Linked DNA regions of Mus musculus: region 1 is linked to region 2. A link is a contact called in ENCODE POLR2A ChIA-PET data. All regions are on one chromosome and are shown on one strand. The core of a region is the stretch at or near the end of the contact, and the rest is flanking DNA. Distances in the headings are between cores, read along the strand shown. Region 1 holds the start of Higd1a (HIG1 domain family, member 1A). Region 2 holds the start of Zfp651 (zinc finger protein 651).

The links. ChIA-PET counts read pairs that join two places held with the same protein, here RNA polymerase II (POLR2A).
Region 1: POLR2A ChIA-PET joins it to region 2 with 25 read pairs in Patski. The contact joins the promoter of Higd1a here to the promoter of Zfp651 in region 2. POLR2A ChIA-PET finds 5 or more read pairs at or near these places in 2 of 5 experiments (Patski and embryonic stem cell).

Annotation. Positions count from the first base shown.
Region 1 is chr9:121,856,488-121,859,679 of GRCm38, forward strand. It overlaps Higd1a (HIG1 domain family, member 1A), which reads right to left and starts at 1,309. Exons shown (of 4, transcript NM_019814.5): 1 at 1,025-1,309. It overlaps Gm47112 (predicted gene, 47112), which reads left to right and starts at 1,260. Exons shown (of 1, transcript NR_168944.1): 1 at 1,260-2,721.
Region 2 is chr9:121,758,774-121,761,719 of GRCm38, forward strand. It overlaps Zfp651 (zinc finger protein 651), which reads left to right and starts at 1,260. Exons shown (of 6, transcript NM_001166644.1): 1 at 1,260-1,452. The coding sequence starts at 1,450. E530011L22Rik (RIKEN cDNA E530011L22 gene) reads right to left here and starts at 1,170. Exons shown (of 1, transcript NR_033503.1): 1 at 1-1,170.

The sequences.
Region 1 (3,192 bases), core at 59-2,558, 98 kb after region 2:
AGTCAGCAATAACCAGATATTCAAACTTAGTTTGCTGAGCACATTATTCTGTAAGGCCAGGCATAACTACTGACACACTTTTCCAAAGGCATGGCAACCTAGAAGAGGTAAATAAGAAAATGGTTGGGCATCAGGTGATATAACAGCTGAAGACTCTTCCCAGCATGTCCCTTTGGTCCTAAGAACTATTACCTAAAATAGTAAATTTTAAATTCTGATTTTGCCTAAGTTACCTGTCAGCTTGTGCAAAATGGCTTCTCTGAGATTGTGATTCAAACGGCCAGGGGCACAACACTAGGATTTGTATCTTAAGAAGCCCTTTCAAGTTATACTGTGCAGAGAAGACCTTCTAGCACATTCCAGGAGCACCGAGAACCTTTTGAACCTGTCAAGAATTTGCATCCAAACTGTCAATTTGCAGGGGGCCTCAGTAGTCCGGGAAGCAGATTCCCGGGTAGGGATCACCCCCTCAAAGAGAGGACTGCTTTCCACCCCAGGAATAAACGAGGGAAGCAGAGAACAGAATCGAGTCACCCGGACGGCTGGCACACCTGAACCTTAGTCGTGCTTTTGTGATCTCTGCACCCCGTTCCCTTGTCAGGGGCATTCGCATTCCGCCACAGCCTTCCCTCCTCCATCCGGTGACACAGGGTCACGTAAGGTCTGCGCAAACCCCGGGTGGCGCCCGGGAAGGCCAGGCCGAGGTGCCCGAGCGCTGCGCCCTGCCTCACCTCCCACCTTCTTGTGACCTTGTCCAGACTCCTAGACCCGTGCGATCGCGCTCCCTCTCCCTCTCCTCCCACTGCTCCCGGGATCCCCGAAGCTGGCACCAGCCCGGTCCCCGTTTGCCATCGTTGCCTCCTCCGCGACTCTCGTTCCCTCGGCCACGATCCGCTCCAGAAGCTCCGGCCTCCTTCCTCCGGCTCCACATGCACTGGCCGACGGGGACCCCAAGTCCTCCGCCCACCCGAGGGACCCCCCGCCCCGCAGCCCTCGCCTCCCGCCCGGCTCCCGCTTCACTCACCGAGACGCGGGGTCCCTTCCAGTCCTGCCGGTTTCTGGCCGCCACCCGAGTGCGAGAACACCGGCTTCGCCTGCTGCGGCCACTGCTCGCCCCAGCCAATCAGAAGCCAGCAGCCGGCGAGGCCGGGCCAGAGACTCCCTTTACGTGCGAGGGGCGGTGGGCGTGGTCACTTGTAGCGCGGCGCCCATTGGCTGGGGGGCCGGCCCGGTTCGTGGCGGCGCGCGCTGTTCGTGTCAGACGTGAGGCCTGGGCGGCAGTGCTGGCGCGGTGCCGCCTGGCGGCCGCTGCCTCCCAACCCCAATTGCCTCGAGGTTCTCGCGACCGGTTCGCTGGGCTCCGCGAACGCCACGCACGCAGGCTAGACCGGCTTAGGTGAGCCGAGCGGCCCGCCCGAGCGGGAGCATGCGCCGTCGGGGCGCCTTTGGGTCCCTCCCCGGAGCTGGTGGTGGCCGGAGAGCAGTGACCTCACACATGCCTGGGGAGGAGTCTGATGGGGCAGGCAGCTTCCGGGGCGGGGCTTCGTGTGGGCTCCGGGGATGGCAGACACCGACAGCCCCACTATGGGACGTGTCTGTCCAAGACTCTCAGCGTAGCAGAACATGGCGGCCTCTGAGAGAGGTAGGCTACTGGTAGGTACTCAACTTTGAGTGACTTCAGGGAGAGGAACAATTGTCTCCTCACCCCGAATAGAGCACCAACCACGGACAAGAGAAAGGATTCCGTCTTGTCTACCCTGCCCACCCCTTGCCCCGCCAGAGGCAGCTCTGCAGAGGGCTTCTTCCCCCTTTGTGCACCGATTATATAAACTGGCAAGAGGAACCACAGTGAATCGGCTAACTTTCTAACTTCCCCATACCTCAATGTTTCTTTTCTTTGTAAACTAATTTTATTACATTTACTTGTGTGAACATTTGCTGAGGTCAGAGGACAACCTTCACCAGTCACCTCCTAATGTCTGGACCCTGGGGCTAGAACTCTGATTGTGGGATTTGGTGGCCTTTACCCAGTGAACCATCTTGTTGGGCCCTCAATACGTTTCTTGAATTTCCTGAAGGCTGGTGTAGTCTTATGAGCCACCTTCCAATAACTACATAACAGGTGTCATGACTGAATATTAAAATTTTGTATTACCATTTTATTTATTGTGGGGAGGGGCACATGTGCTATGGCAAATGTGTGGAGAGCAGAGGACAACATGAAGGGACCTGTTGTTTCCTTTGCCCACAGGTTCCAAGGATCAAACACAGGTTAAAAATTATTTGAGTTAAGTCATATGTAGGAAACATTCCATGTTATACATGATAAAACTCTATGCCTGTGGCTGGAGAGTTGTCCCAGTGATTTAAAGGCACTTGTTACTCTTCTTACAAGAGGATCCAGGTTCAGTTCCTGACACTCAACGTGAGGCTCCCAACCATCCCAACTCAGTGGAACTCAAACCCTCTTTTGACTGCTTCAGGCACCAGGCATGTATATATGATGCACATACATGTATACATGCAGGCAAGATACACATATTTTTAAAATAAAACTTTTATGGTGGTGCACACCTTTAATCCTAGTATTTAGGAGGGAGGCAGGTGGATCTCAGAGTTCAAGTCCTTCCTTGTCTACAGTACAAGTTCCAGGACAGCCAGGACTACACAGAGAAGCCCTGGTTCAAAGAACAAAAATGAAATAAAGCTTTCCATACCTTGGATATGTGGCAGCTTTGTGTCTTTGAAAGTATGTTCTTTGTATGGGTGTGCTAAACACAGCTTTGCTGAGCAGGAGTCAGTGGTGGTAAACGAAGAAAGACCTGACTAGAGAAAGCATGTTCCATAGGAGATCGGCAGTGCCCTGCTCTGAGTTTCTGCTGAGGCTGACTGAGCCTTGCCTGGAGTAACTGTTTTCTACACCAACACTTTGTTCAATTTCTAAAATCTCTTGCTAAGGCAGGATGCTTACCTGGGTAAGTAGATAACCACCAGATGTTGGACATACAGCTTATCACAAAGAACATTCAACTGTGCTGCACAGACCACAAGACATGGATGTATATACACCAATGAAAAAGCACCGTCTTATGAAGTCATCAGATTAAATCAGAACACTTGGACATACCAAAACCATATCAGAGAAACCAGGCCCACAAGCTTAGCAAACACACTAGACCAAAGAATGATGGA
Region 2 (2,946 bases), core at 10-2,509:
AGCCCTGCCCTTCCCACCTCCCAGGTCAGTGCAGCAATCAACTGGGTCAGACGAGAAACTTGGGTTTTGGGAAGTGTAGGAGACATCATCGGTAATTGACAGGTTCACAGCTTCAGCCTAGAGCCTCAGATTCGGGAACCCAGGTAGGGGCATGCCCTGCGCATGTGAAGGAAGGGGCTCTCCTCACTGTCCCTACCTTTCTTCACCTACTCAGCTTCCTTGCTCAGGGGTAGTCAGCCCATGTCCAGTGAGAGATCCTTGCATTCTGAGGGGACAGACCTTCGACTATTTGATGACACCTGCTTGGCTCCAGAGAAAGAGCTACAGCACACCATGAGGAAGGCGCACACCCAAGGAGACTGCTATGGCTGGAGTGGAATGGCCCGGCTGGAGCAGTGTTGGGAGAGTGACTAGGCTGAACAGTGGGTAGGGGTGCGGGGCGTCCGAAGGAGAGACCACGGTGGTAGTCCGTAGTCCCGCCCTGCTGTCGCTCGGCCTGGCAGCGTTCCTTCGCAGCCTCCTGCCAGCACAGCCAGCCCCCTGCCCCCACGGAGCCGGTGCCAGAGCAGCGTTCCGCAAGCCGAGCTGCATCTTCCCAGCGCCGAGGCTGCGCGGAGGGCCCCTCGGCCGGGCCTGGGCCTCTGGCCCCCACCCGGCTGTTCCAGGTAGGTCATCTGAAAGGCTTCCGTCGTTGCGGCGGTTGCTCGGAGGTTCTGCAGCCAGAGGCCCCCAGGTAGGTTCGGGAGACTCAGAGCAAAACGCGTGGGAGGCCGGAGCAGCTACAGACCCCAGACTCACCCCCAAGTCGGAGCAGCCGGAGTCACAGGGGGCGGGAGATGAGCGCGGCTGGGGTACGGGTCCATCAGAGTCGCCTGGCTCAGGGGAGCAGGTGGGTCGGGGGGCGGCGCGCTCTGCTCAGCGACCTCACGCCTACCCTGGCCCCGCCCATGCAGAGCAGCGGGAGGACACCCGGGTTAGACTCCCGGACGAACTTCCCAGCAAAGAAGGGCAGAGAGGGACTTCGCGCGGGAGGGTGGGATCGAGCGGTCCAAACGCTCCCACGTCACCAGCCGGGTCGGTCCGGGGACCCCGAGGCTCTCCCGAGGGCAGCTGCATCGAGACGGCGCGCGTCCGCGCCCCCAGCCAGCACGCAGGGCGGCCTGGCCCTTTAAGCGTCCAGACGGCGGCCCCAGCTGACGCGCGGGCTCCAATCGGCGCCCCGCGCCCCCCGCCCGCCGCGCCCGAGGCTCCCGGGCCGCAGCTGCTCGGCCGGGACTTGCCGCGGCCCTGCGCCTCCGCCCGCCCGGCCGGCCGCGCCCCCGGGGCCATGGTCGCGGGGCCCTGCGCAGGGGCGGCCCCCAGCGCGGCGCTTCATGGAGCGGCCCGGGCCCGGCCCTCGGGGGCAGCGCGATCCTGCGGGGCCCTGTGAGCTCCCAGCGCCGCGGCACCATGGTACGCAGGGCCCTGCCTGTCCCCCCGCTTATCCGCCCACCTGCGAGCGCCTCCTTTCAGAGCGCACGGCCCCTTGGGACCCGGTGCAGGGTCTGGAAGACCTGGCCCCTCCCCCGGGGTCCTCGACCCTATCTGTCCGGTGTGCAGGGCCCAGAGTGCGGCGCGGCGGCGCGGCTCAGGGGTGAAATTCCTGGGGTGGGGGGTGCAAACGCGAAAGGCCGAGGTCTTGCTGCGCACGGGCGGAGGGGGGAGCTTCTCTGCGTCCGGACGGCGCCGCCCCGGGGCTGGTAATGGGGGGAAAAGGGGGAGTCGGATTCCCGCCCGGGCCTTGGGCCACGTGGGCGCTGCAGCCGCTCTGCCGGAGACTAGGATGGATCGCTCCATAGGCGGGGGGCGCCCACAGCTGGAGTGGAAACTCCTGTGTGACCTTGGGCCGGTCCCCTGCCGTCTCTGAGCCTGTTTCCCAGGCCTCTCCAAAGAAAGCATCCAGAAGTCATGAGCCTGTACCCCTGCCGCCGGGGTTTCACCAGATGGCCTTTGGGAGGCAAAAGCTTGGTGGCCTCTGCAGGTGTCCCTCTGGGGGAGGGCTGCGATGCAGCTGGTGTACCCAGGTGTTGAGAAGCCTCCTCAGCTTCAAGGAGCCGGAAGCATCTGGCCAGAGGCTACACAGCTGGTGGGCACTGATCCGGAAGGGGCCCTGCCACTGGCTGGCAGCATCTCTGGTCCATGGCTGGGGAGGCTGCAATGTGACTTTAGGGATGCCTGGGTTTCTGCCAGGCTCAAGTGGCCCTGCCCAAGCAGGAGGTCCCTGGGGAAGCTTTGTAAAGGGAAAAACGGGGACCCCAAGCCTGGAATAAGTGGTGCCATGGGGGGGCCTTTCCCTGCCACCGTCCACCCCCCAGTAGTACAGACACCAGGACCTGCAGGTGCAATGACTGGGAAGGAGGCAGGACCAGAGGGTGTGGTGACTGTGTCTGGATGCTTAGGTGGTTCTCACACCTCATGCTTCCACCCACCTCACTTCCAGGACTCTCCAACTGCCTGTCTGAAGTGTACCAGGCAGAAGGGAAGGGTGCTGGAGTGGCAGGATGGCCACAGCTCCATGAGTAAAGCCTCTCTGGGCCTCAGTTTCTCTAAGAAAGAGGAATTGGTCCCAGAAAATGAATCAGAGTGAGTCAGAGAGGGATGGGCGGGGCCCCGTGCCACGTCCCTGCTGGACGGCCCAGCAGTTCTGGGATAGATTCAAGAATGGGTGGCTGGTGGGGGTGTGAGGGGTGGAGGGAGCTTCAGGAAGGCAACGTCTGTTGGTGGAGCGGAGGGCAAAGAGTGGGCATGTCTTGGGCTGCTGGCCGAGGGCACAGGTTCGAAGCTCCTTGGGGCTCACCCGCAGCTTCTCCTTTAGCAGAATGACAAGGGAGCTCAGAGTCCATGCTCTCTGTCTGGCCCACCCACTGCTGACAGGAGAGAGGACTTAGAGGGGACAGCTTCATCCTG